2 separate regions of the Homo sapiens genome follow, and region 2 is linked to region 1. Evidence: chromatin contacts called from ENCODE Hi-C or POLR2A ChIA-PET data. All regions are on one chromosome and are shown on one strand. Each heading gives the region's core, a stretch centred on a gene start or an enhancer-like site at or near the end of the contact. The rest is flanking DNA. Distances are from core to core; before and after follow the strand shown.

Region 1 (5,704 bases), core at 1,852-4,351:
GCTGGTAGGTGTTTTATTTGTGAGATAGGATGGGGATCAGGACTCTAATTCACTTATGATCATTTGCCTCCCTGCGTATATCCATAGTAGATTGTGAGCAACTTGAAGGTAGGAGCAGCTTAAACAGATTCTGAAACATATTACTTTTTGCAGAAGTGAAACTGAGAAGGTAAAATGGAATGTTAGCCATGCAGTAAAAAATAGTTTTGGACTAATACAGAATAGCAACTGAATTATTTATATATACAATTCGCAGCTTAGCAAACAATTTCATGGTTAACTGCATTCTGTGCTATACTTTTCACTCATATTCTCACAGAAAGTATAGATTACTTTGCTTGAAAATTCATAAAAAATCTACAATATATTCCTCGAATTATTTATATATTTTTATATATATAAAATATAGGTTTTTTTATACTTATTTATATATGTAATATATACAATATTTATTTTTTTATAATTATTCATATATATACATACTGGTGGAGCTGCCCTCCACCAGCAGATAAATAAAATATATATATATATATATATATATATATTTTTTTTTTTTTTTTTTTTTTTTTTGAGACAGAGTCTCGCTCTGTTGCTCAGGCTGGAGTGCAGTGACACGATCTCGGCTCACTGCAAGCTCCGTCTCCTTAGGTTCACGCCATTCTCCTGCCTCAGCCTCCCGAGTAGCTGGGGCTACAGGTGCCCGCCACCCACCACGCCAGGCTAATGTTTTGTATTTTTAGCAGAGACGGGGTTCCACCCTGTTAGCCAGGATGGTCTCGATCTCCTGACCTCGTGATTCGCCCGTCTCGGCCTCCCAAAGTGCTGGGATTACGGGCGTGAGCCACCGCGCCCGGCCGCCTCAAATTATATTCTAATCAGTCTCCCTCAGTTTAGCCTCTGCATAAAGGCACTTTAAAAGTCTTCGAACACTGAACTCTCAAGTGAAAAAGACATGTTGTTGTATAAAAATCTGTTTTATGCTTTTTGCTCTAGAAGTCTCTAAGGCTTAAAAATCAGCAGGGCATATTCTGCTATCAAAACTACAACAGTATAATTTAGTTGTCTTCAAAGTAAAAAGATTTGTAAGACTTGACATATGAGAACAGATTATCTAATTGTTTCCCCTTTATTGAGTATTGGCCATGATGTTACAGAGACGAACATTCAGTTTTGAGTCACTTCTACTCGCAGATGTTTCAACGTTTCCTGGTCCATAATGACTGCACAATACGAGTATCTCTGCCTTTTAAAGCTGTTCTGGCTTAAAACAATGCCTCACCTTACATTTTCTATGAGTGAAAATAACGTAGATTGAATGCTAAGCATACACACTGTGCAGGCCACAAAGGATAAATCTGTGGACTCCTGCAGAAGGCAGGCGATCCAAAGCAAATGTCCTTAGCTGCCCTCCACCAGTAGAGGGCAGCCCTCTCCCTACAAACTGTCTACCTAGTGAGCTCCAAAGTGCGCTGCAGGAAATTATTTTAGAACTTGTAGGTATTGTTATCATTTTATTGATTGATTGATTGATTGACTATTAAGACAGGATTTCACTCAGCCACCCCAAGCTGTAGTGAAGTGGCACAAACACGGTTCATTGCAGCCTCAACTTCCCAGGATCAAGCCATTCTCCCACCTCAGCCTCCCAAGCAGCTGGGACAACAGGCGCACACCACCATGCCCGGCTAATTTTTTCAAATTATTTTTTGTACAGATGGGATCTCACTATGCTGCCCACGCTGGTCTCGAACTAATGGGCTCAAGCTATCTGACCGCCTCGGCCTCCAAAAGTGCTGGAGTTACAGGCATGAGCCATCATCCCCGACCAAGGTATTATTTTTATTTTAGCTTTTTAAAATTTCTATTTGGTGTGCTCTTTGTAATAATACATAAATATATATATGAGCATGCATTACATTTTTATAACTTATAAATAAATACATATACATATACATTTGAAGTGCATTTTTTTTAAAAAAAGTTGTTACTTGGCTGGGCACAGTGGCTCACGCCTGTAATCCCAGCACTTTGGGAGGCCGAGGTGGGCGGATCACGAGGTCAAGAGATCGAGACTATCCTGGCCAACATGGTGAAACCCCGTCTCTACTAAAAATACAAAAAATTAGCCTGGCGTGGTGGCAGGCGCCTGTTATCACAGCTACTTGGGAGGCTGAGGCAGGAGAATCGCTTGAACCCGGGAGGCGGAGGTTGCAGTGAGCCGAGATCGTGCCACTGCACTCCAGCCTGGGCAAAACGAGCGAAACCCTGTCTCAAAAAAAAGTTGTTACTTAAAGTAATGCATTGTCAACAGAAGTGTAGAGGCCATGATTCTAAACTTGTGTTCTCTACGCCTAACTACGAACCTTGTGCCTTTCCAAAACCAAAGGTCACACTTCTGGAAAGTTCCTTCCTCCCTCACATTCAATATCTATTTAGAGAACACACACTATGTCCTAGCTTCTGCTAGGTTCTGAAAATACAGTAAGAGGCAAAAGAGCCATAGCCCCTCCCACCCCGTGCCCTTATGAAACTTGCAGTCTACATAAACATAGATATGAAACAAACACAAAATGTATGTTTTAACCCTAAAATGCGATAGGGAAGCCAGTCAGACGATTTACTCGGGAGTAAGAATTCAGGTCATTCACCAAGGCGCCCATGTCAAAGCTTCATCACCCGCCTCGCGGCCCTAAAACGTGTCAGAGTCATGATACACACAACGCAGAGGAAAAGTTCAAAAACAGATCTTAAAAAGAGAAGTGAAAGCAAGCGATCAAAACATTTCTGGAAATCTGACACATCTGGAGTGCCGTGTGGAGACGCCAGGGCGCGTGGAGCTTTGAGCAGTTAAAAACCCAGACCGGGAGGCCAGTGCGTGTGTAAGACCGCGTTTCTCTGCAAGGCTGTCCCGCGGCAGGAACGCGCTCGTTGGGCCGCAGAGCAAGAGCGGGACGCGCCGGGGGGCGTCTGCGTGGCACGTGGGCCCCGCAGCCAGTCGCGCTACCGACTGGCAGTCAGCGGAGACGCTTCGGAGCAGGTCTGTTAGGGCGCGCGCACACACATGCACGTGCACGAGCGCACGTACACGCGCACACCGCCAGCGCGGACCCTGACGGGGCCGAGCCTCGGAATTGGGCCTCCTCGGCCGCCGTCGTCTTCTCAGCTCTCACAGGGCCCGCAGCGGCGCTATACCTTCGGCCACAGGTAGCGCGTTCCTTCGCTGTGCTGACCGTCGATCCCGGGGGCGCTAGAGCGCCGGCTCCGGGGAGGGCAGGGAAGCGTCAGGGACCTTTCTTCTTCTTTTTTTTTTTTTCTTTTTTTGAGACGGAGTCTCGTTCTGTCGCCCAGGCTGGAGTGTAGTGGCGCGATCTCGGCTCACTGCAATTTCCGCCTCCCAGGTTCACGCCATTCTCCTGCCTCAGCCTCCCGAGTAGCTGGGACTACAGGCGCCCGCCACCACGCCCGGCTAATTTTGTGTATTTTTAGTAGAGACGGGGTTTCACCGTGTTAGCCAGGATGGTCTCGATCTCCTGACTTCGTGATCCACCCACCTCGGCCTCCCAAAGTGCTGAGATTACAGGCATGAGCCACCGCGCCCGGCAAGCGTCAGGGACCTTTCTAGAGCCTTGCTTGGCCTGAGGTCCGGGACTGGGGCTGTCCCCGCTTCCTGTTTCTGCCATCAGTGGGGCCACAGGCCTGAAGACGGCTTGTACCGCCACCTTGGGCGCCTCTGCTCCTGGCTGCGACGTGGGGCGTCCTAGCCTTCGGACCGGGAACCTGATAGGAGACGAATAGAAAGGGGGAAAGCCCTGGAAAATTAAGCCGGCACAAGAAGGGGGAAACGTTTGGAGGTCAGGCAAGGCTGATGGCCTTGGGGATCGCGGAGCAGGAGGCTTACTGGGATGTCCAGTGTGAGAATGTCAGCCCGTGAGCTCTGGTGTGCAAGAAAAATGCCTCTTTTCTGGATTTCAGGTGAATTTCTGACTCCTCTGGGCTACATACGACCACCCTTCCCTGGCCCCCTCTGGTGAACTGGTTATAAAAGAAAAATTACCCTAGTTCTTCCTGCGGTCCCCTCCCCAGGGATTAGGCCAAGTTCTGGAAGCTTATTGGGTGACTTAGTGGGTATGTTAATGGTTAAGTAACGTACCCAAGGTCTTATTGCCAATCAGTGGCAAAGTCAGGATTCAAATGCAGATCTCTTGGACTCCAGAGGCTGGAGTTTATTAAATGTTTAGCCCCAGCTCTATTTGATTTTGGGGGTTTTTTAAGACAGTCTCTATCTGTTGCCCAGGATGGAGTGCAGTGGTGCAATCTTAGCTCACTGCAGCCTTGAACTGTTGGGCTTAAGCAGTCCTCCTGCCTCAGCCTCCCAACTAGCTGGGACTACAGGCGTGTGCCACCACACCTGGTTCCTAGCTCTATTTGAGACCACAGTGGCCTGAAGTGTAAAGCACACTGGACACTAGGTGTCAAAAAATAGAACTAGAAGTCAACAAGTGATCTAAAACAAGATTCTGTAGGTGTCTGGGCATCAGTTTCATCATCTGGGTGAAATGGACTTGAACCTGTTAATATCCAAGGTCCCTTCAGCCCTAATAGTCTAGGAATTCTAGAGAGTGTAACTGCTCATTTGCAGGCTGCCATCCAGACCATCACAACTGTCTTGTGGCTCATGGAGACTTTCAGATTGATGCAGTGGCTCCAAGGCGAAGTGACCTCAATTGCTGATGCAAAACTAGATTCTATAAGTGTAAACTGGTGGTTCACAAGGACAGGTGAGAAGTGCTGATGGTGGCAAGGGAGGCAATTATAACAATATCCCTCCCCTTCTACCCCATCCTCCACCCCACTTGTGACAGACATAGACAAGGACTTAATTGTGGCACAGAGGAAGGGCAACTGACTCTTGAGACCAGTGAATCTGTAGTCAAAACGCACTGATCACTGTTGAATAACTACTGGAATTATCAAGAGTCTGGCTGAATTTACATTTTACTTTCCAAAACAAATATAACCAAAAATTCCAGTCACTGCATAAGCCAGAAGCAGGTGACACACAGAAGTGAAGACTGAGGGGAGTTTAGGTGAAAGCTGCAGCTGTTCTCTCCCTTTTAGTGGGGGCTTTAGTTGGACAAGTCAAAAGAGCTTTTTTTTTTTTTTTTTTTTTTTTTTTTTTGAGATGAAGTCTCACTCTGTTGCCAGGCTGGAGTGGCATGATCTCGGCTCACTGCAACCTCTGCCTCTTCAGTTCAAGCACTTATCCTGCCTCAGCCTCCCAAGTAGCTGGGACTACAGGCACATGCCACCATGCCCGGTTAATTTTTGTATTTTTAGTAGAGATGAGGTTTCAACATGTTGGCCAGGATGGTCTCAATCTCTTGACCTCGTGATCTGCCCACCTTGGCCTCCCAAAGTGATGGGATTACAAGCATGAGCCACTGCGCCCGGCTCAGAACAGATTTCTGAAGAGGTTGTATGCAAACTGATTATTGTAGACTCAAAGGCTTACACTCCCATGAAGTAAGAGGGAGCTTTCTTAAATGTAAGATAGAATCAAAATATTCCTAGTAGCCAGGGATGGTGGCTAACGCCCGTAATCCCAGCACTTTGGGAGGCCGAGGCAGGTGGATCACCTGAGGTCAGGAGTTTGAGACCAGCCTGGCCAACATGGTGAAACTATGTCTCTACTAAAATACAAAAA
Region 2 (5,290 bases), core at 1,077-3,576, 290 kb after region 1:
GCTGGCCTGCCCCACTGGCCCAGTTCCCGACTCCCTGAAGGCTGCTCACCTGCTTCCCCATGCCTCTGGCACTGTTTCTATCTGTCACATATATTCGACTTCTCTTACTCGAAATGAGCACCCTGAGGCTAAAAGCCTGTATTCTGCATTCATTCATTCAACAAATATTTATTGAGTGTGACTGTGTGTGAAGCACTGTTCTTTCTAGGCACAGGGGATACAGCAGAGAACAAAAGAGGCAAAAATCCCTGCCTTTGTGAGCTTTCGTGCTGGTGGAGACATCGATCATATGATAAATGAGCAAATATTAGCTAGAGATACATTTAAGCACGAAGAATAAAGCAGGGAGACAGCAAGGAATTTGGGTGATGCTGATACTTTACAGTGGTAAGCCAGGGCCGGCTTCACTGAGGAGGTGACAGTAGGGCGAAGACAAGAGGGAAGGGAGGCAGCCAGCTTTGCAGGAATCCGGAGGCTCACTCCAGCTGGAGAGAACGGCACAGGCAGAGGTCCTGAGACAGCGGGCTGCCTGGGCATGCAAGGCATAGCAAGGAGGCAGCGTGTGGCAGATGGAGTGAGAGAGACAGAGAAGGGAAGAGGAAGACAAAAAGGCAGCAGGGTGGGTCAAGAAGGATGCTTAGACCAGCAGTGTCCAGTGGAAAAAGAATGGGAGGTTGGGCGCGGTAGCTCACGCCGGTAATCCCAGCACTTTGGGAGGCTGAGGTGGGCAGACTGCCTGAGCTCAGGAGTTCGAGATCAGCCTGGGCAACATGGTGAAACCCCATCCTTACTAAAATACAAAAAAATTAGCTGGGTGTGGTGGTAGGCGCCTGAAGTCCAAGCTACTCAGGAGGCTGAGGCAGGAGAATGGCTTTAACCCAGGAGGCGGAGGTTGCAGTGAGCCAAAATCGCACCATTGTACTCCAGCCTGGGCAACAGAGCAAGACTCTGTGAAAAAAAAAAAAAAAAATAGAATGGGAGCCACATGAGTCATTTTCAATTTTCTAGTAGCTGTACTAAAAAAAAAACCCAAACAAGGAAACAATGTGTTTTACTTGACCCAATGTATCTACAATATTATTATTTCAACATGTAGTTGATAATAAAAACTAATGGATGAGCTTTTTTGCATTCTTCTTTCTTTTGTGTTAAGTCTTCAAAACCCAGTGTGTATTTGACACTCACAGCACATCTCGGTTTTGACCAGCCACATTTCAAATGCTCAATAACCATATGTGACCAGTGGCTCCGGGAGTGGGCAGCAGAGCCTAGACCGCATGAAGACCTTGGCTTTCCCTCTGAGGATGTTTTAGAATGTAGGTTTTATTATTATTCAGGTATGGCAAGGCCAACAGATCAGGAGCGGACTGCCATTGAAAAGTGAGCTGGGAGCGCTCCACACCGTAGGGGCCCCCTGGGGAAGCAAGGGGGGGAGGGAGTGGAGGGAAACATGGGCGGGAGCGTTGATTCTGATTTTCATGGGAAAGAACAGGCAAGGCAGGGTAAGCAGGTTTAGGATTGGCTGGTCTGAGTAATTTCTGCAGGCCCTGGGCATGGGACAGTCCCTACTTGTCTGGTACCTGGCCCTGGGGTGATTAGGGCAAGGGGCCAGGGGCCAGGAGCATAGTGGTGTAGCGGGGTGTGAGCTCTGGCTTAATTGCTTTGCATATGAAAGGTGCTTGCACTCAGTCATTTGCTCTCTCTAGGACCTGGCTAAATGGGGAGAGGCAGCCTCTCTAAGGTCAGCAGAGCCTCAAGAGCCTCAAGAGGCCAAAGCATCAGAAACCCATGGTTAATGGAGAGGGTTCAGGAGCTGCAGGGCTGGGCTTAGGAGGGCTGGGCTCAGGAGGGCTGGGCTCAGGAAGGCCGTGATCCCGCTGCTGTGTCTGCCGGGCTCTGGCTTCTCCTGGAAGAGAGGTGGGATGGGGCAAGGGGGCAAGGATGGGAACAAGGCTGTGGCCACACCCCAGGGAGGGGGCAGGGCTTGGGTGAGGCTGAGGCTTCGGGGGTGGAAGGAGGTGGTCCCTGCTAGACAGACTGGCAGACAAAGCAACTACGGCTGATTCCTCACGTAAGCACCTGGATGCTGAACTGAATGACAGCAGGCGCTGACTTTAGAGGAAGAGTGGGATAGCACATTTGCTGAAATACTTAGGTATCCAATAGAATTCCAGGGGCGTTTAGACAGTGAAGTAATGCTGAGAGAGACAGAGCTATTCTCCATTGGCTGCTCACCACATTGACCGGTCCTTCTGCCAGGCCTGGTTAGGTCACTGTATTTCCTGTGCAGGAGCACTGGGTCACCGCGTCCCTGCTGACCTCGGCAGGGTCAGAAGCGGGGTCCGCAGGGCGGCGGTCAGGGGCGGGGACTGTCCTCAGGGTAGGTTAGAACCTAGGGAGGGCAGCGGGCAGGCTGGGCTGAGCCCTCTTCCGTCACACAGGAAGCTGCAGGGCTTTCCTGCGGCATTCATGCTTTTTTATTCAAAGTCAGAGCTAGGGAGCTATTTGTCACTCTGCTTCCGGAGGCAACTTTATTCAGAAATCAACCGCTGCCTGGCTCCAGGGCCAGTGTCAGGAGCCAGCGGGGGTTTGTTCTGGCCAACAGCCCTCTCCTCCATCAGAGTCATCCCCACATCCAGGCGGGAGTTGCTAGAATTATCTGTTCCTGTTTCCTTCAGAGTCTGCACAGAATGCTTTGGATTCCCGAGATCTGGCTTCCTCTGTGTGTTGTCACTGACTCCAGCCCAGCTGCTCGCAGCACGGCCTGGGGAGACAATTCCCCTTTGCATTCAAAGACCAGGTAAAACAAGCCATCCATAGAGCTCACCAAGGCATGAAGTTAAACAGAAGTACGGAGTCAAGTAGAAACCACCACTTTCTGAGAATGCAGGTGGTACGGGATGGGGACACTTCACTGGCTGATCTGTTAGTGCCTGTGCCAGAAATCACAGGCTTCAGGGAGGGGCCCCTCAGAGAAGCCCCTTGGGAAGTTATACTCTCATTCCAAAGCTTTTCCCACACTCAGAGCACACTTGGAACTCCCTTCTCTTGGCAAAGGCCTTTAGAGTCCATTTAAGCTACATCGGAAACCCCATGTCATTTTTTAGAAAAAATTTTTTTATGTATAATCTACTAGATTTGACCCTGAATTTTTTTTTCTATTTTCTAAGCCCATTAAAACACACACACACACTCACACACACACTCACCCACACTCTCACACACTCACTCACACACACACACTCACACACTCACACACACACAGACACTCGACCCATGATGGCATGAAAGCAATGACTCCAAGGCCATTCATCCTGAAATGAGGGCATCATTCCCATTGGATATGTAATCTTTTATTGAAAGATTATTCCATACTTATATATAGAAAAGTGCACCAGCCGTAAGTGTACAGGTTGAAGAATATTTAGGAACTGAACACCCTGGTGCACACAGCACCCGGATGGAGACACAGAACAATAGTAATGCCTGGATGCCCTCACGGATTACCCTGGATCACTCACCTTCAAGTATGTGTGAAGTCTTTAGCCCACACCATCCAGAATAATCACCACTCTGACCAAGGTTGGGAAAGGTTGAGGAGCCTGGGGTGCACAGTGTAAGGAGGCCTCCCCTCTCAAGGTCAAGCACGTCTAGCCCCTTACATTTTGTTCTAGGTGCTTCACAGGCCTCACCCATAACTGACTTCTAGCAGCACAAAACAGTTCTGCCTGTTTTTGAGCTCCGTATAAATGGAATCTTCCAACATGCACTTTTTTGGGTCTGACATCTTTTGCTCAACATTATGGCTGAGATTCATGTTTTTGCTTGGAGTTGTAGTTTCTTCAGTCTTGTTGCTGTACAGCAGGTTCTCAAACTTTAGCCCGCATCAAAGTCACCTGCAGGGCTGGCTAAAACACAAGATTGCTGGCCCCACCCCCAGAGTTTCTGACCCAGGAGGTCTGAGATAAAATTCCAGAGTATGCTAACAGATTGTCCTGCGATACTGATGCCGCACTTTATTATTTATTTATTTATTTATTTATTTGAGATAGAGTCTCACTCTGTCGCCCAGGCTGGAGTGCAGCAGCACAATCTCAGCTCACTGCACGCTCCGCCTCCTGGGTTCACGCCATTCTCCTGCCTCAGCCTCCCAAGTAGCTGGGACTACAGGCACCCGCCACCATGCCCAGCTAATTTTTTTGTATTTTTAGTAGCGATGGGGTTTCACTATGTTAGCCAGGATGGTCTTGATCTCCTGACCTCGTGATCTGCCCGCCTCAGCCTCCCAAAGTGCTGGGATGACAGGAGTGAGCCACTGCGCCTGGCCCGCACTTTATTTTTTAAGACAGGGTCTCGCTCTGTTGCTCAGGTTGGAGTGTAGTGGTGCAATCATGATTCATTGCAGTCTTGACCTCCCAGACTCAAACAATCCTCCCACCTCAGCCTCCTGAGGAGCTGGGACTATCGGTGTGTACCACCACTCCAGGCTAATTTTTGTATTATTTGTAGAGACGGGGTTTCACCATGTTGCCTAGGCTGGCTGATGCCACACTTTTGAGAACCATAGATGAATAGTATTCCATTGTGAGAATATCCCACCTTTTACTGGCTTATTCAAATCTTGATGGACAAATAGGTTTCCAGGTTTGGACAATTACAAATCGTGCATCTCCAAACAATTTTGCACATGTCTTTTGGTGCACAGTGCATGCACTTAAGATAGGAGTGGAACTGCTAAGTCGTAGAATATGCATACAATCGGCTGTAGGTAAACATGCCAACAAGTTTTCCAAAGTGGTTGTATCAACTTACTAGGTTGGCGCAAAAGTAATTGCTCTTTTTGCCACTCATTTTAATACATTCCCATCAGCAATTTATGAGGCTTCCTATTGCTCCATATCCTTGCCAGCACTTATTGTCCATGATTTTTATTTAGACATCCTGGTGAGTGAGTACTAGTATCTCATAATGGCTTTAATCTTTAATTTGCTTTTCCCTCTTCATGGGTCTCCAGAGCTCATCACAGGTCCCCATTGAGCTGTGGACTTCAGCTTCATGTCACAAAAGTCCTCTGTGATGATGATGATGGCGGTGACCTGCTCCACAAAGCCCCCTGGGACCATAGCACCCGTCCCAAGATGACCAACTGGGTCAGAGGCAGCCACAGGCTTTCCTTCTCAGGCAAGGGTCCCTCCTTTCAAGGAAACATCTCTGTGCTCATCATTACGTTCCCCACCTGGATGTCCAAAATCCTGAATGCCACGGCTGGATTATACAGCAATGTCAATCT

Evidence for each region. A loop is a pair of places that touch in the nucleus more often than their neighbours do. ChIA-PET counts read pairs that join two places held with the same protein, here RNA polymerase II (POLR2A). Pooled maps may share reads with other maps.
Region 2: a map of heart right ventricle shows a loop between it and region 1 (5-fold over the local background). The contact joins two enhancer-like sites. A Hi-C loop is called at or near these places in 30 of 168 maps with a recorded cell type or tissue (B cell, CD4-positive, alpha-beta T cell, CD4-positive, alpha-beta memory T cell and 21 more), 24 of 37 single-sample maps with no recorded cell type and 23 of 50 pooled maps. POLR2A ChIA-PET finds 5 or more read pairs at or near these places in 10 of 52 experiments (B cell, CD4-positive, alpha-beta T cell, CD4-positive, alpha-beta memory T cell and 6 more).

Annotation. Positions count from the first base shown.
Region 1 is chr13:26,183,475-26,189,178 of GRCh38, forward strand. It overlaps a transcript of RNF6 not described here. Among named protein-coding and RNA genes, the nearest start is that of RNF6, 36 kb to the right of the region's middle. RefSeq lists enhancers at 2,671-2,840, 2,891-2,940. Within about 2 kb of position 3,102, at least 34 of the 41 ENCODE cell types and tissues checked have a DNase peak (open chromatin) inside an H3K27ac peak, as active enhancers do; they include heart right ventricle, where a contact is called at or near this core.
Region 2 is chr13:26,473,970-26,479,259 of GRCh38, forward strand. No RefSeq gene overlaps it. Among named protein-coding and RNA genes, the nearest start is that of WASF3, 81 kb to the right of the region's middle. RefSeq lists an enhancer at 2,243-2,537. Within about 2 kb of position 2,327, at least 4 of the 41 ENCODE cell types and tissues checked have a DNase peak (open chromatin) inside an H3K27ac peak, as active enhancers do; they include heart right ventricle, where a contact is called at or near this core.